Linked DNA regions of Homo sapiens: regions 2 and 3 are each linked to region 1. Evidence: chromatin loops called from intact Hi-C (ENCODE). Cell type or tissue: heart left ventricle. All regions are shown on one strand.

Region 1 (8,000 bases):
TCGGGTTTAAGCAGTTCTCCTGCCCACAGCCTCTCGAGTAGCTGGGATTACAGGTGCCTGCCACCACGCCCAGCTAATTTTTTTGTATTTTTAGTAGAGACGGGTTTCACTATGTTGGCCAGGCTGGTCTCGATCTCCTGACCTTGTGATCTGCCCGCCTCGGCCTCCCAAAGTGCTGGGATTACAGGCATGAGCCACCGCTCATCTCTTCCTCTTCTTTATCCATTCTTTTTAAATTAAAGTGTTTGCTCCTTTTTTTCCTTTAAAATAATGTGCAAGAGCTGTTATGCATTAATAATGTTGAAGTTATTCACATTTTTATAGACATGTTTCTCTCTTTCATAATATCATTTTTAAGTGATATCGTAATATCATTTTTATTTTAGATTCGGGGAGTACACGTGCAGGTTTATTACATGGGTATAGTGTAGCATGCTGAGTTTTGTGTATGAATGATCCTGTCACCCAGGTAGTGAGTATAGTACCCAATACGTTTAGCCCTTTCCTCCCTCCCTCTCTTCCCCCGTCTAGTGACCCCCCGGGTCTATTGTTTCCATCTTTATGTCCATGGGTACCTGGTCTTTAGCTCCCACTTATAAATGAGGATATACAGAATTTGGTTTTCTGTTCCTGCACTAATTCGCTGAGGATAGTGGCCTCCAGCTGCATCTATGTTGCTGCAAAGGACATGATTTTATTATTTTTCATGACTGTGTAGTATTCCACGGTATGTATGTACCATATTTTCTTAATCCAGTCCACCACTGATGGGTATCTAGGTTGATTCCATGTCTTTGTTATTATGAATAGTGCTGTGATGAACACACAAGTGCCTGTGTCTTTTTGGGTAGAACACAGAATATACTTTTAAGTTTTCCTTATGTTTTGTGACATTTTAGATTTAAAAACATGTGAAATCAAATATTAGAAGATTTCTTCCAGCAAGCTTACCTATATTGTTGCTACAGATTTCAAACACATCTCTTATTTTTTAAAGTTTGTCATTGATTTCACTGTTGTAATTTTCCAGTGTCATTTATCATCCTTACTTCATTTTTTTTTAAATCCATTATGGTTTCTTTCTTTTCTTTTTTTTATTTTTAAGTGTATACCTCCGTTTCATTTTCTTCCTTTTATTTTAAGCCATTTCCTCCTTCTTGTCCTGTATGATAGGGAACATGGCTTTGTGAATTTTATTTAAAATCCCTGTTTTCACCTGTTTTAATAGTAGTATATTTACTTATTGCTCTCCTTTTAAAAATGTTCTTATCCCATTTTCTCTGTAGTATTTGTGTATAGGCTCCACCTTTATATTTGTTTTTTTATTGGCTCAACACTCTGGATTAGCTTAGATCTATCCAATGTCATGTTTACAACCAGATAACTCCTGTTGTTTTCTTACTATTCACTTCTTGCTGGTTAAATCCCATTCATGCTGATTAAATCCACTTCATGTTGCTCCAGCTGGGTGACACGTTGGTGTGTGGACCTCCCAGCAGCTAGAGACCAGGACACATCTATGCAATCTGACTTTGCTCTCAATAGTAAGTAGGTCTCTTATGTCCCAAACCTTGTTATATCACAAGGATGAAAAGCTACTATTCCTAGTACAGTAAGTTCATTTCTTCACCATCTTCCTCTCTCTCCTACTGTATAACTCATTTTAACTAATTTTGGGGGGATGTAATGTGTTACATGCCAGCCCTCCCTGCCCCGTCCTCCCCCAACTCCACCTCGCTGCAACTTTCTGTTTTTGGGTACTAATGCCAAAATAGGAAGAGATAGTGATATAAGGACACCGCACTATGTACCCTAAGAACCAGCACCTTCTATTGATACCTGATGTAATTATGGCAGTCCAAGTTTTGGTGGAACAGGCCATAAATATGACTGCAGTTAATCAAGAATTGTTAAAAATACCTTCTTAATTTTCAGATGGATAGGACTAATCTTTCTACAATGCAGACCACCTGTTTTTCTTAGCCCAACATCATTAGCTTTAGAAGAATGGTAAAGATATTACCGCTATTAATCTTAGTTTTTAGAATTGTTGAGAGATGTACTTTTCAGTTTAAGTATTTTAACAAAAAGTTAGCTGAGACCACCTTGTGATGGTGGACTGCTATCCAGATGTCATGGAAAACTAAAATTTTTATGGCAATATTTTTCAGGTCTTTGATTTTAGTTCAACTCTTCCTTCATCCCAAAATGACTATCTTCCAAGACATTCCAAATGATTGGACAAATGCATAGATGCATAATAGGATTAGAGTAGAAAATATCAACATGACATAATAAGTAGCAAGTATTTTCTTTTATTATGTGATGTTTTGAAATTATGTCTTTGTAACTTCATATATTATTATTATGTCATACCATTTTGAATGGCCTTTTATTTAATTAAAATATAATTTTAATTATTTTCATATTTATTCTAACTTAGCATCTCTAAATACACATCATAGGGTTTTAGTGGTAGAATTATCTAAGCTATTGAGATGTTTTTCAAGTTAGATGAACTTAGTGAAAAATGTTCTGCAATGTTTGATAAAATCACCACGGCATCTAGAGCAGTGGACAATATCCCCGTGAAATGATGGTGGAAACCGACCAACTTTTTTCAATAGCATCCTGGTAGTGATCTTTTCAGTCACTTTTAAAATGGGATTTTTTTCTGTAACCCGTATGTAATTCAGAATGTCTGTGGTTGTTTTAGTCAACTGGCCATTAAAAAAAAATACATTATGGACTGTGAACTCACCAAGGCCCTTTCAAGTGCTGATGTATGTTTTATGTTTTATGTAGGTTATTAGTGACCTTTTTTGCACTTTTATCAGAAAGTCCTTTGTTTTGTGCATGTAGCTCTGTCAGAATAGAGGCCAGATCTTCAGGTGTTTAATTGCAGACTTCTAATGCATAAGACCTGCTGGCCTTGTTGACTTTTAGAAGTTATTTGTTAGTCTCAAATGAAAGAAACAAGAAAAAAAAAAGCTTGCTCTTTTTATAACAGAGTAAGATGAAACATGCAATGATAGGGTGGTGCTGAGTTGTAGAAATTTCTAAAAACTAGGTATTCCTCAAACAGTAATTAGAATTTTTGATTTTCTACATATCTATTGGCTAAAGAGCCAAAAATGGTTTTCAATAATGCCTGTTTTCAATATATAAAACGTCCATAACAGAATCACTAAAAGACATCAAATTATTATTATTTAAAATTTATTGAGAGGCAATGTCAATCTGTTTTTTCAAACCTATCAGTGACTCTCTATTGTATATTGGAGAAAGTAGAAACTCTTAATTTCTGCCCTAACCCCCACCCATAACTGATTTTAACACTCCTATTACCACATTATTTGTTACTGCAGTTTTTAAAATTGACTCTATCCATCAGACAGTATTATTTGGCCGCTGTTTTTTTACACCTGTCTTATTTATTCTTGATTTTTTTTTTTTGGTTTGTCTGTTTTATTTATGTCACTGTCCACTTTGCAGACAATTTAGTTGGCCAGGTATCCATGAGGAATATTGCCATTCCTGCACTGTGCTGAGTCAGACATGCCTTGTGGCATCATCAAGTAACAAGGTTGAGAAAACGTGGGTGTGGCAAATCCATTTCTGAGTAACAGCCTTTTTGGAGGGAAGAGATTGGCTAATCCAATCAGTATCAAAGCCTGTGCTTCTTAATTGGGTTGTATTATTCAAAAGCATGGATTTAATTTGAAATAAAATTGCCTGATGTTTCTGTATCATTGATTTATTGATGGTGGCGGCTACTATTTTTTAGTGTTTTCAAGGAATATGAAAACTTACAGTATGAAATTTACACAAATCTGTAGTTTTAAAATATTACCTTTTCCTTTAGTGTTTCTCCTATTTTCCGTTAGTTTGAGTTCTCATTTTAAAAAAATGTTAAAGAGAAAAAACATTTGTCTGACATAGAGCTCAAAAGGAAATTCTCATTAAAACAACTATGAGAATGAGAGAAATCATGATACTAAGATAGTATGTAATCTTTAGAGTTTAAAATAGTTGTTCCTAGCCCCTAAAGTGATATTATTTTGACTTCCTTAAGCATAGAGAACTTTGTTTACAGTAGTTCTACTCTGCAGTTAGGTGTAATAAACCAGCATTCTTTACAAAACTCAAATGAGACCTTGGAACCTGAGCTATATGAGTAACACATATATGATCCTGTGATCTATATGATATATTATTTGTCATTTCTCTATTCCCAGCTTGAAATTTAATATAAAAAAAAGTTTCACTGCTTCATTCTAAATCCTGTTTGATCCAACATGGAAAACATTGTTTTAGATTTCTTAATGTAAAAAAAAAAAAAATATATTTGACTGGATTAGATAGTAGTTACTGCAAAAAGTTACTGCAAAAAAAAAAAAAAAAACTCGGAGTTTACCTTTAGTCACATCTTCAGTACATTTTCTATTAAAGTATTTCTAGATTTTAGTGTCTGCTTGGTTTTGGTTATCTAAGCTGTAATAAGTAGCCTTGGGACCCCTGAAGGCACGCCCCACACACTTATGCTGTGTGACCTAAGGTCACAAGTAATGGCTGCAAGCTAATTGATTGAGAAAGGGTTGTCTGGCGGGGCCTCTTTGCGTCCTCCCTTTACATTCCTAAGTTCTGTGAAAGAGGCACTAGTAGCTCAGGCTAGCAAGGAAGGAAAAAAGAGGAAGTTTCTCTCTGCGTTCTGATTACACTCTGAATTCCCTTGTAGTGAGCTTACTTCTCTCCACCCACTTCTTACCAAGAACTCCTTAACTTGAGGGTGAACAACTTAAAGCTTGATCCTACAGTTACCTGAAAAGTGATTTGAGTATTCATTGAACTGAAAGAACAAATCGCCTACTTCAGGCGGTGGCAAGCGTATGGAAATTATATTAGAACTTCAGCAAAGTGCACAGCTGCATAATAGAGAAGCCGGCACTCAGATTGACAGGCAAATAAGCCAGCTTGTGGAAGGGGCCTCTGGGTGGCAGCTCTGGGCTTTTGGGTGTTGGACAACCATAGGCAAAACTGAAATGGAACAGGGGCAGAAAATAGCACACTTTTACTCTACGCAACTGTTGCTTTTTCATGGTGAGTGCAGATTTAAGATATTATATTTAAAATATACTTTCTATGTTGTAAAACAAGTTAAGAAATCTGTTGTGCTTTGAGGGAAATTATAGCAAAAGCATTTCTTAGAAGTTCTTAGACGATGTGGTTTTGTTTCTGCTTGATTTCACACTAACCTTGGTGATGCAAACAGAAAAATACAATATTTGTATTGTCTCGTGTGTCCTTTTTCTGAAAATTGTCCTTTGGTTTAAATCATGCTTCTCTTCAACTTGAATCAGCATTGTTTTAGGCAAATCATGTGTGGGATAGATGATGAAGGAACAACGGTGTGACAGAATATATGTAAACATTTCATTTAGTTCGACTTTGTGTCACTTCTCCACGGCTTCATGTTTTGCCGCCTTATCTTAGGAATATATAGCGCAGTCTGCATGAAAAGAGCTTTGTGTGAGAATTCCTGGCCAGTTGAAGGGTCAGGGCCTGTGCGTTATCTGACTGCCAGCAAGATCACTGGTGTGTCCTCTTATTTTTAACTTAAAATAGGAAAAAAAAAAGTGCATCTTTACATATTAAAAAGTAAGTGTGTTTGATTTCAACAGTTCCCTTCTTGTAGTATGTGGATGTTATTCCTGGCAAAGAATTGTTTAAATTTCTTTTAGGAAGCGGCATGCAAACTTCTTTTGTTTCTTTTTGTCTTGTTTGCTCATATTTCATTGAAACTTTACACACTTTAAAAAAATTTGAAATGGTACCAAGTAGTTTTTATTTTGGTGCAAATATTTTGAAAGTTGCTAGGCTTATGTTTTCTGGAGAACAATGTCTCAGAGTGTAAATTTTGTTTAACTCCCCGTGTAGTCATACTTATAACTCTACTTTAAATGTGCTTCTTATTTTAAAAATATCAGAGCCTATAGAGACTATTCCTAGAAATGTTAATAGAAATGTTTTTCTTTGGCAAAAATTGCAGATTCAGTTTTACAATTTATTAAGTGCCAAGATATCATTGCTGTTGTTGACTTTGCTAAAAAAGCAATTTTATTAACAAGGTGACTGCATTAGATGTTACCAACTGAGACGAAGTGAAACATGTGCTTTCACCCTGTTGATCTGATGAAATATAGAGGTCTGTGTGGTTACTTCGTGCGTCACATTCATTTAAACTTTTTAAAGAGCAGCTGCGTAATACAAATTTTGTATACTCACTTAAAAAATAAAATTTACTAGAGTAGGCTCTTGTTTTTGGAGACTTATACATTCTGTTTGCTAAAGTAAACTAAGAAACTGAAAAAATATATTGGAGTTAGAAGCTCCAAAACTCTTCAAAGGGAAGAAAGCTTTTAAGAAAAAAATGAATGTGCTTTCAGTTATAAGGCAATTTTGAAGCATTACTTAGCTCTCTTTTGCAAAGATTTAAGGAAAAATCAACTGTTGTGGAACTAAGTAATAGGCTTGCCTTTATACAAAAATTATGTATAAAAAGAATAATTATTTTCCGAACTGTTTCTATGATTTGATACAAGCTTCCTTCAACAATTGCAAAATGTGACTGACAAATCCTTTTCTAAGAGAACAAGTTCATTATGCTCTCGTCACCTGTTACATTCATTCTCCCTTGCCCACATACACAGTTCCTAGCTGTTTATTAGTGCTGCAGGAAAGTGAAAATATTTTTTTTGAAAGAAAATGTCAAAGATTTTATTTGCATGAATCTTTTGAGCTTTAAAAAATTGTGGTCTTATCATAATTGCCCAAAGTGTTTTGTTAATAAGGTCTTTTGTTATTATCTTAATATGAATAGTCAGGAAAGGACATATAAATCATTTTGGATTTTCTTTCACTATATCTCAAGTAAAGTTAAGGTGTGGCTGAGGGTTTTTAAAAGGCCAAGAGATTAGACCTTTGAAAGTTTATCCTTTTTGTATAAAGATGTTTTAAAAAATGTTTACCACTTACCTATTCCCTCCAAATGAATGTAAAGACCAAAAATTAAAGGGAACTTTATTATTTTACTTGGTTATAAAGTCTAACCACAAGGCAGGAAGTTACTAGGCTTTGGAGAGACGCTACAAAAGAATGAGCTTCCCTCTAATGAAAGTACATAAATCGTGAAAAACTAAAGACCTACTTCTTAGTTCTCCTAACATTTAATCTTAAACTAGTAACGCCTGTCTTTTCTTTGTATATTTACTTATTGATTTGCTGCTGAGACAGAGGCATCTTTTAAAAACTGAAGTCAACCACATAATTTTAATACCATGATTTTAAGAAGGTGTATATTTTCTTATGTAAAGCTAGTCTTCCATAGATGTTTAGATTACGTATTTGATTACTAGGAAACAGTGGCTATATGGTCACAGATTAATATATGCTGATCTCTCTTATCTATATATAAAACATATATTCACATACAAACATAAACACATATCTTGTGCTTAGGCCTCTAACATCTTAAGGCAATGTCTTTTCCTCCTAGTTATGCACTTAGTTTTGAAGACATGTGTAGATGAAATAAAACGAAAGAGTCTTCTGACAAGTGTTCTGAATAAAACAAGAAAAAAAAATGCTTCACCAATGGTGTGAAGCGTAACACCAAGCGCTTGTTACAGAATATATCACTAGTGGGTTTGTTGCTTTTCTTATGTATTTATTACCATATTGATGATTACTTCTCCTTTGCCTATAGACCAGGTTGGTGGTGTGTGTGTGTGTGTGTGTGTGTGTGTGTGTGCACTTATGAGCTCACATAGGGATGAGAGAGTAGCCTGGACATGTGCCAGGGTTATGACACTCTTTGATTTACTTCTTCAGTTCTCTTGGTCACTAAATTTCAGGCTCTTCTGTACCCTTGTAGCAGTTGACAGCTGATACAGTGAAATCGTGCCTTCTCTTTAAGAGTACATATTATATCAGCTGCATTC
Region 2 (8,000 bases), 110 kb before region 1:
TATGTGCCAATTTTATGATGCTTTTACAATTTCATCTAATCTATTACAATTTGTTATTACTCCCTTCAAGTTTTATCCATGCTTTCATGGTACTAATAATGAAGATGACGATCAACTGAACTTTGCCATGATATTTTGTAGGTGTACCTGTTGTTTGAACTATGTATATAAATCATAAAGCAAAGAAATTACACATTCTGTTTGGGATATCTTATAGTAATATTGCCTTTTAATAATCCCCGTTTCTCCTTTTATTTAACAGCAATTACCCAACATCCTATTAAACATCAACAGAGATCGTCTTGCATGTCATTATAGTGCAATAAGATCTGTTTAGCTTTTCAGCTCTTACAAGATATTCATTTTGCAGTGGAGTTAAGCTTTTCTATTACCTTCCTAGGATGATGGTTTAGGAGTCTTTAAAAATTTTTATTAAACTCATTTTAGTTATTTTTTCCCTTTGTTAGTTAATTGATTTTTCTAGGACTGAGAAAGTGGGTTTTTAACATATCTCTTCTCTAGGGATAGGCTTCAGTATGGGGGCTGTTGGAGAGACCATATACCCCATTTCTCCGGGGATATGTCTAGTTTATGCCTATTGTACCAGGGTAATTATTGATGGTGCCCTCTTTCATTTTCAGTAGTGACCCATTTTTCATTAGAAATTATGTGGCCATTCTATAATATAAAGTTAATTTCTGAATGTTTTGGTAAAGATTATATTTTTGGATATGCAAATCTGTTGTCATCATGAAAGTATTTGTACTTTGCAGATTGTGTAACATGAGTTTAGGTTTTGCAAATGTGGTCACTACAGTAATAGATAATTTTGTTGATATGTGTTAGACATGCAATGAGTAATTGTTGATCTAAACTCACTCATTTGAGCATCAGATTTCATTAGTACTCTAGTCTAGACTAACAGCAGGAAGAAGTCCAGCATGTCAATTCATTTAACAAATATTGGTTGAGCACTATGTGCCAATCATTGCTATAAGCACTGAGGGACACAGCAGTAAAGCAAATAGACAAAGTCCGCTGTGCTCATAAAGCTTGTGTTCTGAGGTCCTTTATAGGGTAATAATATATATTTATTAAGTTATACCAATGACATTTTGCTCTCTTATACAAATTGCTTTGACAAAAGGAAGGTTTCATTTAAAATCCAGCCTGTTTTTATTCAGACTGCTCCATGATGTAGGCTAACTTTATACCATGAATTCCTACTGGGTACGTTTTTCTTTCTCTCACTCAGTAGCTTACCTGACATCTTAGGCCCTCCTGGAGTTGATGGTGCCAGCTGCCCATGATTTTTATGTTTTATTTAGTCAAGAAGCAGCTCAGAAATCCTAATAACTTGAGATCTTCTTATGTTCTAGCTAACACACAAAGGTACATGGAAAATGTACTACCTTATTTGTTTTTGGAAACTTTTCTTTTCTCCCTGAGAACAGGTTATTGTCATTTTTGCCTATATATATAAAATTCATGTTTTTAAATGTATCCTCGAGCTTTTCAAGTGATTTCTCTCCTGTGGAAGCACCTTCTCTTGTTATTTGGCTTTTTATAAAGCCCACGAATATTTTAAAATTTTAAATGACTTATGTGCATAAAAAAATAAGCAATTTATATATTAAGAATACATATTTAAGCAATTTATCTGTTAAGAGTACATATTTAAAATGAGAACAATTATATCATAAAACCAGAACTGTTTGGAGTTTGACATAGACTTGAGACAATTGTTTAATTCCTTTATTTTTTAAATGTGCCCAGAAAATGTGTAAAGAAATGGTATTCAACTTGCTCAGATTTACAGAGTAGTTTGTGATAGACTCAGAAAAAAAAGATTTTTTAAAATTTGAATTTTTAAAGTTTTGATTATAAAAATATTTTCTCTGCTCTAAATTTGAAAAATTTTAGAGTTATATGAAAGAAAATTGAAATATTTAGTTATTTTACTCTGTATAAATTACCATAGTTGCACAAATTCTAAAAATACATATGTCTTTTGAATAATATTGAAGTTTCACTATATAAATATTTATATCTTGTTTTTAAACATGAAGAGAGAAAATATTATGTGGTATGATATAAGGGATGCACATTTAGATGAAAAATAAAGGAAGAAAGAATTGATAAGACAGGCATTTAAAAACCTAGGTATTTTTGAATTACAACTTCACAAATTATATGAGGCTATATAGGATATATATAGAAGTGAATATGAATATGTCAATGTCATTTCATAAAAATGTTTTGTGGTACACTGAAGAGAGACATGTCAAAGTGACAATGCTGTCATAGATGTGGATGCCCTTTCTTGCTCCTGGGAAGTAGTATCTCTTCCCTCCACATATACTCTGGGTTATACCCTCTCTTAAATCCTCATGGAATTTTTCCATCGATGATCCTTCTCCTGTATCATCACCTTCCTCTCAACCAGTTCTTCCCTCCCAGAACTCAAAAATGACCAACTTTCACTCATCCTAAGTAAACAGATGAGGAAAACAATAATAGCCACCCCCCATAAACCTATTTCCTCTTGTATCTCTTACTTATCCATTCTGTTGCTGGACACGAAGTCAGGAGAGCTGAGAAAAGACTCTAACTCACTCGGGACAAGTAGTGTAACTTCTTTGCACTCCAGCAGAATTGATAGTTTTATATTTCATAAAATATAAAACGGTGTTAAAAAGCTATAGTTTTTTTTTTTCCAAAAGTACTTTGTCCACCTTGAACACCACATAAATGTAAAGGAGAAGAGAGGAAATATCCTCTACAAGCTACTTTTTAATTGTTATTTTTAGGGAGCTCTAAAGTAACTCTAAAGGTGTTTTTGACATAATATAATTACCATTTACAGCCATGATCTCATTTCCATTTATTTATTTTGAGATTCTGTTCCCACTCAGGGTTCTAATGGTGCAGGGGTGGTAGTAGGGTCAAGTTATTTTAAATAACGATCAAGGAAACAATCTATTTTTAAAGGAAATAAGCTCTTTGTGCTATTGAACAAAGATCGCTGCACTTGAAGTCTATTTGTTACTCCAAAATTATTTCAATGAGAGTAGGAATCAGATGATCTCATATCTATTGCTAGCTATGCCACTAGTCATTTGTGTGACATTGGAAAACTGGTGTTTATTGGTTTATCAGGATGGACAGGAGACCAGATCAGGACTTTCAACAACTTTTCTTAAAGTAGAATTCTTTCTTAAATAAAATCGACTCGGAATCTCAAAATATTTTTAGAAAGTGCAATGACCCTGTTTGGATTAGGGTTGGGAACCTCAGAGCTGTATTCTTTTACTCCTCATGCACTTTAGGTGGTGCCTAAGATGCCCTCATTACAGCCTCGTAACTCCATGAGAATAAAGCCACTAGAGTAGATAATTGTTGACATTGCTTAGAGTTTGAAAATTAGACTGTTTTTTTTTTGTTGTTGTTTTGTTTTGGTTTTGCTTCTTTTGGTCAGCCATTAATTAATATAAATTAAACTTCCACTAGATGGCAGTAGATCAAATCTTTGATCTTGACAATCTTCAGTCTAATATTTAAAAGCACATATTTGGACTTCTTACACAAATTTTAGAAGAATTTTATTGTCTTATATTTTAAACTTTAAAATTCTTTTTCAACCTCTGAATTTTCACTTGGTATTCTGTTTTCAAGACATTACGAACTATTGGTTAGTCCAGTCTTTATGATGTCTGGTAAAAAATATTACTTGCTCTGATTATAGAAATTTTTAAAAATTGCATAATGTTCAAGTGAACACATTTTCATGAGCATCTAAATTTATTATTCATACAGTCTTGATTTTACAGCTTCACTGGAAGGCTAATTTTTAACCCAAAATTTACAGTGACCTGGTCATTCATTTTGCTATCCCATAACGCCCACTCCCTTCCACAGCAATGCAATTCCAATGATAGTCTGCATTGTGTATACTCTTAACTTTGCAGAGAGGGGATGCTTTCAAATTATATTAGATGATGGGAATTTGTGATAAGGATAACTAGCGAAATGAGGTATCTCAGGAAGCTGCTTCATATCCCTAAGGTTAAAGGTATAGTAATTTCTTGGAGGTACAGAGCAACACCTTCCTTTGGGATTCAGCAGGTCCTCCTGGAACCCAACAGCTCTGGTACCCTCATGCCAACAATGAGCCTCCCAGAAGTTGCCTCTGCTCCTCTTTTTGGATACCACTTATTTATACTCCCCAGGAAAGAAGAACTGGTTGAGTCAGTTTGTTGTAGTTGTACACAGATCATCCCTTAAGTGCAGTCTCTTGCTAAGTAAGTCCCCTGAGTTGGTTAGACCCGACTGAGGACAGCTTATTCTTTAACTAGTGTATTAGTCTGTCTCATGCTGCTAAAAAGACATCCCTGAGACTGGGTAATTTATCAAGGAAAGAGGTTTAATAGACTCATAGTTCCACATGGCTGGGGAGGCCTCACAATCGTGGCAGAAGATGAAGGAAGCGCAAAGGGACGTCCTACATGGTGGCAGGCAAGGGAGCATGTGCAAGGGAACTCCTCTCTATAAAACCATCAGATCCCGTGAGACTTATTCGCTATCATGAGAATGGCACAGGAAAGACTCGCCCCCATGATACAATTACCTCCCATCGGGTCCCTCCCACAACACTCGGGAATTATGGAAGCCACAATTCAAGGTGAGATTTGGATGGGGACGCAGACAAACCATATCAAATAGCCAACATAAAAGGTCAAAGTTTATGCCTGTTTTCCAGGTGAAACTAGTGATAGCTCTAGCTCCCCATTTTACTCTCAAAGTGATCCCAATTCAAAAGCTCAATGATATGATCACCTGAACACACAGTTATCTTTACCTTGAGAACTAAGTCTGATCTTCAAGCCAGAGTCGTAGACACAAGACTTGTCTAATGAAAATAATTGTCTGTGGCAACTTTCTTAGGAAGGAGCTGTGGGACACAGGTATTTAGAGTTGTATGAACTGCCAATTATGTAGTCCTTAGAAGAAAAGAAAAGAGAAATTAAAGATGAAAGCTAACTTTAAACTCAAATTCCTACCTCACTGGTTCAATTTTATCCACTAGATACCATCTTTTTCTAATGCATTGTGGAAAAGAGTATTATTTTCATTGTTAAGGATAGTATAAAACTAGAAAAGAAATTAAGTGGCTTGCCTGTATCACATTGTAAATATCAGAGAGAATTCCAAAATTAGAACTTTAGAGATGGTTAGTCACAATCTATTAGGCATAAGTAGTAGACTGAGTCTTTTAATTATCACTCTGTATAATAATTCACATGCCACCAAATGTATTGGAAATAGTTATCTTTCCATCAAAACTATTACCCCCAATTTTTTAAGTAATCATATTTTTAGATTTTAAATACATTTTCTCCCACATTAGTCCTCTATCACTTTAATGAGTATAGTTAATATGGTGAATCGTAGATTCTAAAGCCCTTTCTCTTTTTTTTTGCCCTCAGAACAGATTTATAATGAAAAAAAAACTTAAGTGACTGAAATGTTCAACCTGAGGAAGAGAAGCCAGACTCACTGGTCCCATTCCTCAGAATGTAGTTTCTTTCAGAGAGGGCTGTGATGAAATTTTGGCCTATCTCAATGTACAACACCAGAAAGAGAGATGATATTATAATTTGAGACATTTTGTTTAGAACGATTTCATGCATTCTTCTAATCAGAATGGGCTATTGAAAACATTTGTGCTAAGCCTGTCCTCTGGAAATCATTTATTTCATTTGTGGTATTTCAAACATCATCGTGCTGAGTTGGAGGGCAGTGGCCATTATAGTCATACAAATAATACTGTATCACTTTGTTTAAAGTATAGAAAGACCCGCTTGTTGGTTGAAAACCTCCTATGTCTTTCTGAAAGATTAGCTTCTGTTCACCAAATTCCATGTTATTTTCCTTCTCCTGAATACAAAGAAAGAGTAGATTTCTTAGCCGCTAAACGGTTAGGTGGCAGCATGTGACTAATTCTGGCTCATGAAATTTGATCAGAAGGCATCAGAGTCACTTCACCGACTCTGGCCTGTGTCCTGAGATGGCCAAGCTCCAGCATGGAAACAGCCTGGATTTCTAAGACTCTGCTTGGAAAGGAGCCGCACCAAAGTGAAGGATGAAGTGAAATACACTGAGTACTAAGTGAAGATGAAAGATTTTTATGACATAAGTTACTGAAATTTCAAGATTCATTTGTTACCATTGTATAGCCTGGATTTTCCTGACTACCATAGGAAATATATGAAGTTTAGCTTTATAATTTAATTTTATTTTTCTGACTTAGCTTAGTCTTTGCCGTAGCTGAGATTCTTTCAAGCAAGTAGTGAGTGAGATGGATCATTACTTAAGTGTTCATTACTTAAATGTTCATTCCAATATTACACCGAATTGGATGATATCTTGTATCATATGTTTATGTGGCCAGACTGATCAGTGACAGTTTGGAAGACATGTATCTGGTGCAGCTAAATTTTGTGAGCCAGAATTAGTCACATTTCATGAGCCAGAATTAGTCACATGGTGCCACCTAACTGTTTAGGGGCTAAGAAATCTACTCTTTCCTTGTACGCCGGAGAAAGAAAATAACGTGAGATTTGGTGAACAGTACAAAAGACATGAATTGAGATTATCATCCAAATCATTTTTAACCTGCCTAAAATATGAGAAATCATTTAGAACATATAGAATCTGTAGGCAAATGTAAGCTGTAAATCCGTATAGTAAGAGAAGGAAAAAGGCAGTAATATTTTGTAGTTTGTGATTTTAAAAAATCAACGTATAATCTTAGAGTTCTCAGATTTTATTTGTAAAGTAATAGTGTTGTGGAACTAGCAAATAATCATTAAGTTTCTGTGATACATTAACTCTTTCAGCATAAGAACATGTGAATATTTGCCTTGTAGATACGGCGATGAGAGGTTCTGGTTTATTTGGGGGCAGTCTCAGTTTATATCTTTTGTTTCATTACAATTCTTAATAGTGTCGCTTTTCATTCAAATATTACACTGAATTAGATGATATCTTGTATCATGTGTCTATGAGGCTAGACTGATCAGTGACAGTTTGGAAAACACGTATCTGGTGCAGCTAAATTTCTTTTTTTTTCCTCAGTTCTGTGGAACATAATACGGCATGAAAATATCATTATATGAGGATGTTACCACATCCCCATGTAATGGGATCAGCCCACAAAATATTTTTGAATCCATAACTTAGTGAAAGCATTGTGATGAGTACATCTAAAATAAACATTTCTAGGTTTCTGTGGATGGACTCAGGAACCTAATCATCAGGTATATAAAACATTAAATCAAATGAAAAGTGCAGTCTAGTTTTCAATAACTAACTTGCCAAAGAGCTTTAGGACGTAACTGTTTGTCATTTCAGCATAAGCAGTGGTTTTTAAATGCAGCTTTCAGTTGTATTAATTGTGTAGGTATTTTATTTTTTATTATGGAGAATTTTGAAAAATACCAAAATTACATAATAGTATATCAAACTACCTTGCAGCTATTAACCAGTCCAAATAGACATCAACCAATTGTGAGTTCTGTCCTATCCATACCCCCATCTAAATTTCCCCCTATATTATTTTGAAGTAAATCCAGACATCATATCATCTTATTTTTACATATTTTAGCATTTGTCCCCAACAAGATGTACACTTTGGTAAACATAGTTTTATGTGGTTTCTGTATAATAGCATAGATTGAACAAATATTTGTCAAAACAAATTTGGGTTGAAGTTTAACATGTCAGCATTTACCCACATTAAATAGTCATTATCTCTTGGACTAACAGTTTCCCAATATCACCTTAATCAGAACAAATTACCTTTAAATATTCCAAAAGTAAACTCTAAATTTCCCTTTAGACAATTTAGAGGGGTATGTATACGCTCCAATCCAGAGATCAAGGAGCTCTGAAATGGATTCTGCAGCTGTCTCCCTTTGAAATTCTTTGCTCTGACACTC
Region 3 (8,000 bases), 110 kb after region 1:
AACTTTGGAAGGCCAAGGTGGGTGGATCACTCGAGGCCGGGAGTTCGAGACCAGCCTGGCCAACATGGCGAAACCCTGTCTCTACAAATGTACAAAAATTAACCTGGTGCGGTGGTGGGCACCTGTAATCCCAGCTACTCGGGAGACTGAGGCATGAGAATTGCTTGGACCTGAGAGGTGGAGGTTGCCGCTAGCTGAGATTTGGCACTGGGCAACAGAGTGAGACTCTGTCTAAAAATAACAATAATATGTTACTTGAATGAATGATTGGATTTTAGACCAAAGGACTATTTGATGTAAAATGTTGTCAATGTCTATACTAGTTTATGAGTTACTTCAGAAATGTCTTTTGAGAGCAAGGCCTCTAATAAAACATCATATCCCCCAAAGAACAGTTGCCAATTTATTGCAAGTTTTTATAGCTTATTATATTTATCTTTCAAACCATATATATATAAACATATGGTTGTTATCTGACTGTCTGGAAGAAATAATGCTCTCTAGAAATATTGTCATGTTCCAACTTTCATTCAATGTTTTTTAAAGTAAAATATGCTTAGAGGGCAATAGTTTTCCATTTCTAGAACAAGTTTCACAATTATATGTATAAATTGAAGTGTATTGGCTTTTGATAGCAAAAGCTATAATACTACAAATGTCTAAATTGTATTTTGACATTATTAAATATAAATTGAGAAGTGTGAGGCAGTGCACTGGGCTCAAGATTTGAACTTGAGGCTTTGCTTTAAAGAACAATATAAACTAAGATAGATTTTTTTTCCTAAAATCACAGTGACATGTATTTTCTTGGATTAGTGAACAGTGTGGCTCATAGATGGGGTTTTACTTTTAGTCCAAAGCAACAATGAAAGCATATAAAGTTTTCATTGCCTATTTAGGATATATTATAAGCATATTCAGCATGGGGCTATAATTTTGTGACATAAAATATTATTTATAAAGTCTTGACATTTAAAAATAGTTTTAAACACTTTCTTTAAAAAAAACATTAACTCAAGCTCATTACTTTTACCAAAATGTAGTATAGCTAATGGAAAAGTAATACAAAATTATGTTAATTAGATTGTTTTAAAAATCCCTTCAACATGGAAAAGTATCATGTTTTATGATTTGATATATGAAACTGAGCATCTGTGAACAAATTTAATTTTAAAAAGAAAAGTAAATCATATTTAGCCCTCTTTTTTTCAAATGTTAGAGAAAAATAAAAAAGCTGAGGAAATACAGCTAGTGATTTCTGATCTTCCTTTAGGAAATCCTGACATTCCAGAGAAACTTGGATAGACTCTGAAGGATTAACCCATTTCTGACTTTTCAGGAAGTTTATCTTTCATTTAAAAGGATATCTGATGGGGTGGGATACAAAACTTAAAATAAAGAATATGTTAAATGCCATCTCAGGGATGCAAGTTTAACAGCGGTGGTATTGGGCTTTAGAAACATATAAAAACATGACATTAACATAAAAAAATTACAAAAAAATATTAAAATGAGCATATAAGTGTTTTTTGTTTGTTTGTTTGCTTGCCTGTGTATAAACACGAAAGTGGTACATCTCTCATTTAAGTTATGGCCCATGTACTTGAAACAATTTTTTTGCTTTCTAAGTGATTGTATAATGAATGGCCTAAGCTAACATTTACTTTAGCATTCACTCTGTCCTAGTCTATCCGTGTGTCAGCTGAGTTACTGTCAGAGGCTTGCTTGGCTTGTCTATCTCTGACCTCTGCATTCTGAATTTGCTCTGATGAAGTTTTGTGGCCTAGAGCATGATTTCTGCAAGTCATCTGTGAGTGTGGCGCCTGCTCAGTCTAAGGACTAGAGTCTGATAGATCAGAGAGAGGCAAGAATAGACTCAGATGCCGTCAGTTTTGGAGGCCAATGAAAAGAAGGAAACAAAACTGAACAGCAGCTGTGTTGAAGGCTGTGCAAGGCCATCAGAAATTGGGTTCTTGAGGTGGATTGGAGGAGAACAGCCTCTGGATGTCTGCTGGGCAGTGACGATGTGTCTGGAGGCTTTGACATTGGATTCATTAGGCATTGCTAATGTACACAAAAAATGTAGCAAAAATGATGCCTGTTTCTGGGTGAGAACATCTGGAGCACCATAGAAGATGTGGGAGTACCTTCACGTCTCAGGCATTATCCATAGGCTTCGCTTGAAAAAAGTTCAGTTTACTTCTTATCACTAGAAAGAGAGTTTCACTAATAATAGTTATTATAATAAACAGATTATTAAAAGATGACAGAGAAATGTGACATTATAAGGTTTTGCAGAAAGAATAAAATATTAAAGCAAAATTTGAAATTGTTTTTCTAAGTGGATAAAACTTTTCCAAACTCCAAAATTTCAGGATCATATGATTTGCATTAAATGACATAGATTTTTTTAATAAAACCACCAAATTATTTAATTTAAATTTGAATTATTCCTCATCTATGGAAGGAGCATACTGCATTTTAAATAAGGAATATATTTCAATATTATAACTCAGAGAGCTATAAATTGTGATTTTCTTGAAGACATTCATTACATGTTGGAGAAAATCATGAGACTGTAAATTGAAATGTTTAAAACTGATGTGAAAAAGGAAAAAATCCTTATTTCTAAAATAAAGTGAGGGAGGAATGGGAGACGGTGAAAGTATATAAAGCGTAAGAATGAATATGTTCCGGAGATCTATTTTACAGCATGGCAACTAGTTAATAATAACGTATTGTATTTTGTACTCAAAAAATTTTACAAGAATAGATCTTAAAAGTTCTCACCACAAAAATAAGTATGTGAGGTGATTTAATCATTGTACAATGCATTTGTATATATCAAAACATGAGACTGTATACTATAAATGTATACCATTTTTAAATTTGTCATTCTATCTTAATAAAGCTGGGAAAAAATAAAATAAAGGGAAAATAAATCATTGAACCACCATTAGTGTTGGTATACAGTGGATTATCTGTGCTTTCTAATAATTTACATATATGAAGATTATCTTACGTTTAGTGCTTAAAAAGAATTTAAAATAGTGATTCTATTATGTGTAAATGGAGTATACAGTGGGCATATTTCTTTTGTTTACTGGGATATGCTTTGTGCAAGAAAAAATCTAGAAGCAGTAATCTTGGTCATTTTGATGTAAAGTAAGAGTAATCCAAATAAAGTCATTTTGCTGAGAGATGAGAGGAAGCTGGTATTTTAAATAAAGGATTTCTTATGCTAATTTCAAGGTAGAAGTTTTGGTGTGTGCTAATTTTGCTTGAAATATCAAAATGGCTATGTCATATTAGATTAAAAATAGAATTCTTTCTCCTATGGTTTTTATTGTTTAAAAAGGATTTTTTAAAATGCAGCTTAAATGAAGAGAGTACTCTCCATTTTTGGTTGGATCCTACATTGCAATACTCATTTAGGCATATTTGCTTTAAATGACCAGGTACACTAATTAAAAAGAAAACAATTTACCAGGAGCTGTATCAAGTACAGCCCTGCAAACGGTATAAGCTTTTTCCGAGAATCCATATTGTCCTTGGACTTGGCTGTTGTATTATACTTTAAACGGAATTGATTGTATGGTTGTAATGAAAGTAGCAGATTGATTTTTATCCAGTGTTACAAAGAGTAAATAGAAAAATGTTCCTGTCTTGACCTGCATTCGTAACCAATGGGATTTGCTGGCTTTAGACCCAATCTTTAATAAGAGATAACATGCAAATGTAATAAAACTGGCTTCGAAGTTTAAGGATCTTTTCAATGCTCATCAAAGATGTTTGTTGAGGCATTTAAATGTGTTGTATTGATTAGATCACAATCACCTAGGAAATGTTACTTTCTTTAAATGTTATTCATAATTTATTATGTAATTAGCATTCATAGAGTTGTGCCTTTATACACATATTAAGATTATTGAAGTGCGGGTTATGACACAATGGTATACCTTTTAATTGTCCTTAAAATTGAATTGTCTTTTATTGTTATTTAAGCAAATGATGATGGTTTAATGACTGATTATTTGTGAGTAAATTTTTACATTGCAAAATATTAGAGAAAGGTGTAATTGGCTTACTATAGCAGGATATTGTAGCAGTGTTTCTTGAAGGGTCTATTCCTGCTGAATTCAGAGTTATTGCATTATTTATTAAAAACTGAAATACTTGTTTCCAATAGTGAACTCAGTCTTTTTTCTCCACCTTTTCTTGGTAATTTAGAAGTTAACCAAATATGCGTGTTATAGTTACATTTTAGATTCTAATTTTTAGGACTTCATGAGCCTCTATTCCTGTTCATCATTTTGTAAACAGAACTCAAGCCCACAAAACAAGGAATTTAAACTATAAAGTGCAGTTGATAAATTTGCTTTGCTATAAATGAAGGGATGCAAAAAAAAAAAGTAACAATTCATTTGTAAGCAACAGTTTCTTCACACATTATGTGACTTTTTTTGGATTTGTTTTATGTTTTGGGTAAAACAGTTTAGTATAATGATGCCTAAATGAGACAAAACAAAATAAATTAAAAAACAAAACAAAAACAAAAACTAACACATTTGACTGCCGATGTTTCTCAGTTGTAGCTTCCAAGAGCTCTCTATTCTTCCCAGCCCACTTGATACCCTGCAGGTTGTGGCAGACAATTCACAGGAAAAGCTTAGACATCGAGCTTGCACGCTTCTTGACTCCATTTTAAACCTTTTGTTCACACCAGGGTGGCATTTTTTCACACCGCATGTGGCAGTTTTGACTCCTATCCAACTTGTCTTATAAAATCAAAGTCTGTGATTTTTACATTCACGGGGCTGCTTCCTGAACCGCTACTACTGTTTGTGTCTTTCCTAGTGATTGGTGCAGAAGTTTATAGCAAAATGTGTTTTAGGGAGAGGGAGGAAGAAGAATGCAATATGAAAAATGTTCTGGGCCTGAAACACAGGAAATAAATTTTGAATAAAACAGAGGTTGACTCTGAAAAGATCATACCCGAAATAAAATACACTGGCCTCTATTTCTATTATTTTTTGCAGCACTATGCTGGGTGTTCAGGTAAATTCTTTATGGAAACAATACAATGACATCATTTTCAGGTTGCATGATGTTATTTTTAAAAAGCTGTCATGTAATTGCAAAACAAAGTCTTATCCTCAGAGCCGTACAGTTATTTTCTTATATAATATTTTATAATATTCAGTGAGTGCAAATGAATTTTACTTTTAGATAAAACCATTTGGTATGCTCCACTTAACTATGAACAAAACAAAACCTATTATTTTAAAAATCTATACTATAAACCACACATTTAAACAATTTCAATAACAACATCATCATTCGGAAACTTTTCTTCTTTCCCCTATGTTTAATTAAAAATATCACTTCAGTCATTTATACTTTCTAAATATAAGTTGTACAGCTATTTCAAATAAATTACATGAAGAGGATAGTCATAAAATAACAACAGAAGTGAAAAATTTTACCAAATACCAAAGTAGGTAAATTGGCTTTCTTCTGTAATTATTAGGAAGACATAAAACTATAGATAGGAAATCTCTGCAGACAATCTGACAGTAATCGCTATATAAATCTTTATATTTTTCCTTTGAAATTCTTATTTTGTTAAAATATCATCTTTTAGTTGTGTTAGCAAAAACATAACGAAAGAATATTCTAAAATATTTGCAAGGCATATGTTTAATTCAGTTATTTTTTTGTGTAGGGAGGACAGAGGAGGATTTCTGCTTTCATCAACAAATAGAAAATCATAATTATATTATTTTTTATATTTTTGCAAGTTATAGAATAAGCACTCTTATTTTTAAATTACTACTTTTTAAACATTAACAATTCATTCACCAAGAAATCAGTCAATAGAAGTAAATCTTTATGAAGTAATAAGTATTTGTGAACAGTGGTAAACTTCAAGATAAATATTATGACGTATTTAATTTAGCTTTTAGCTACAAAACCAACTTAATGAAATCATTTCAGCTAATTCAAATTGTATAATTGGTATATCAAAATAACCAAATTATTGTATTTAAGAAAAAAATAACAAATAGTTGTAGATTATAGTCTTATTCCTCCTTCCAGGGAATACCTAATTAAATTAAGTGCATTTGAATTATTCATTACAATATTTGAAATATGAAATGGATCCAATAAATTGAGAAAGACTTCAATTTAGAATTTAGATTTTTTTTTTAAACTTTCTGGACAAGAACATAGGGAAATAGCATTTTGTTGTAAGTCTTGTAACAGTAGGCATACTAGCAGACAGAACAACTGTACACTTTCCCTTTCACAGATAGAAAACTATTTCAACTACAATTTCTATAAAGTATTAGGGAAGAAAATACAAACAATTTTCAAGAATAACTAAATCCAAATGGTTAATGTAAGTAAAAATCTATTTAAAACAAATGAATTGCAATAAATGTTATAGTCTGGGATTTCTTTTTATTATGCACAGATATTTATCAAGTACAAGTTTTTGCCCCTCTTTTAGTTAATTTAAAAATTTGACCTCATAAGAAATAGAAAGGAAAATATTTTTTGTATTTGCATATACAAATTTTATAAAGATCAAATAAAATCCTTGTCATTAAAAGCAAAACAAACAATTGAAAGCAAGTGAAATATTCAAATAAACATATACGTATTTAACCCAAGTTTAATATTAAGCCCTCTTATAAAACTAAACGGCATCTAGAGATCTCACAAAGCATTTGAAACTAAAAATATGAAAAACAAAGAAAATCATCTAAAGAAAGGTAAGTTTATGAAATAAAATTTACCTACTTTTGCAGCTGTTGTATTTGTTGAAAAAAAGTATGACTTTATTTCATGTGCATGCCAAAGAATGTAGAAATACTGTATATTTAGTTCATCATTTCTCATTATCTAGTATAGAAAACCCACAACTTTTATTACTTTAAATTTCTTATTTTCTACCCTCCCCGCCTATGCCCTCGATGTCTTCAGAGTCTCTTCTGGCCAGCATATCTTCTGCTTGAGGTGGATCAAAATAAAGCCCCCAAACAGACACACACAAAATAACCACCATCCAGCTGAGGAGAAATAGTTTTTCTGCCTTTGCCCTATCCTTATGTGTTAATAAAATCAGCTCATACATTCTGCCACAAAATTCAGCTTGGAAGTAATCCTCTGCTACTTAGAGCTGGATGAAAAGAGTACTCATTGTGAATTATGTTTCATCTGTCACAATAACCTTCTTTATTCTGTCAGGGACCTCCCCTTTGCCTGTGGCAATTAGAGAAAATAGGTATGCGTTGAAGTATGAAATAGTGGGTTCTTAAAATGAAACAAAACAAAACAGAAACTGATGACACATACAGACAGTACTTGCTAAGCAATATACTGCAGATTAGTAGAGGAGGCATTTTAAAGTCATTCTGATTTTACAAGAACACAGTAAAAGAATGCTTTTTAGAATGAGCAGGTGTTATAGTTGCTATTAGTTATTGTCAACATTAGTTATTGATGACAAGCTGTGAATTGTAATTGTACTAAAAATGAAATGTGAAAATCTTTTTATATTGTGTACTTTCTAATTAAATCATGCCATAAGATATATATCATAAATATATAGTATTTATTTAACATATGAAATCGCCATGATTTTATATGCCTTTCACAGATCATAATGAATTTATGTGCTTTTGAGTCTATTTTAATGCTCCAGAATAACATTTTTGCAAATTTTTTAATGGGCAAAAACAAAGAAAAACTTTCCCTTGAAACAGAGCTTATCAGACAATTTTGTTTAATTTAAAATCAATGTGATTATTTGATTTACTTACTCTTACAAATCACTGAAATTACCTGGAGGCAGTTCAAGTTCACCTTTCTGGAATAAACCTGTTAAATGATAGACACCATCTCATTATCTCCTTGAAAGAACACCTCAACTTTTTGGCTTCATAGGTTACAGTCAAAGTTATACTATCTCTAGTTACAAATGAATTAATCTA

The links. Peaks named below come from ENCODE experiments on the same cell type or tissue, not always from the same donor. Only the 100,000 strongest peaks of a DNase experiment are listed, where the experiment ranks them.
Region 2: it touches region 1 in a loop (2.4-fold over the local background); 24 of 110 quality-filtered maps call a loop at or near these places.
Region 3: a loop joins it to region 1, with 2.2 times the contacts of the local background. A loop is called at or near these places in 29 of 110 quality-filtered maps.

The regions. Positions count from the first base shown.
Region 1 is chr21:16,189,534-16,197,533 of GRCh38, forward strand. The region is part of intron 3 of MIR99AHG (mir-99a-let-7c cluster host gene); the gene reads left to right. Among named protein-coding and RNA genes, the nearest start is that of SNORD74B, 91 kb to the right of the region's middle. RefSeq lists an enhancer at 4,303-5,063. In heart left ventricle, a CTCF peak has its summit at 4,985 (motif pointing right); a DNase peak (open chromatin) is centred at 4,978; H3K4me3 peaks cover 3,479 bases; H3K27ac peaks cover 3,577 bases.
Region 2 is chr21:16,079,118-16,087,117 of GRCh38, forward strand. The region is part of intron 2 of MIR99AHG (mir-99a-let-7c cluster host gene); the gene reads left to right. Among named protein-coding and RNA genes, the nearest start is that of MIR99AHG, 13 kb to the left of the region's middle. In heart left ventricle, a CTCF peak has its summit at 3,502 (motif pointing right); no DNase peak of the experiment used is centred here; H3K4me3 peaks cover 1,233 bases; H3K27ac peaks cover 1,123 bases.
Region 3 is chr21:16,301,202-16,309,201 of GRCh38, forward strand. The region is part of intron 4 of MIR99AHG (mir-99a-let-7c cluster host gene); the gene reads left to right. Among named protein-coding and RNA genes, the nearest start is that of SNORD74B, 20 kb to the left of the region's middle. RefSeq lists an enhancer at 7,640-8,000. In heart left ventricle, no CTCF peak of the experiment used is centred here; no DNase peak of the experiment used is centred here; H3K4me3 peaks cover 3,954 bases; H3K27ac peaks cover 6,014 bases.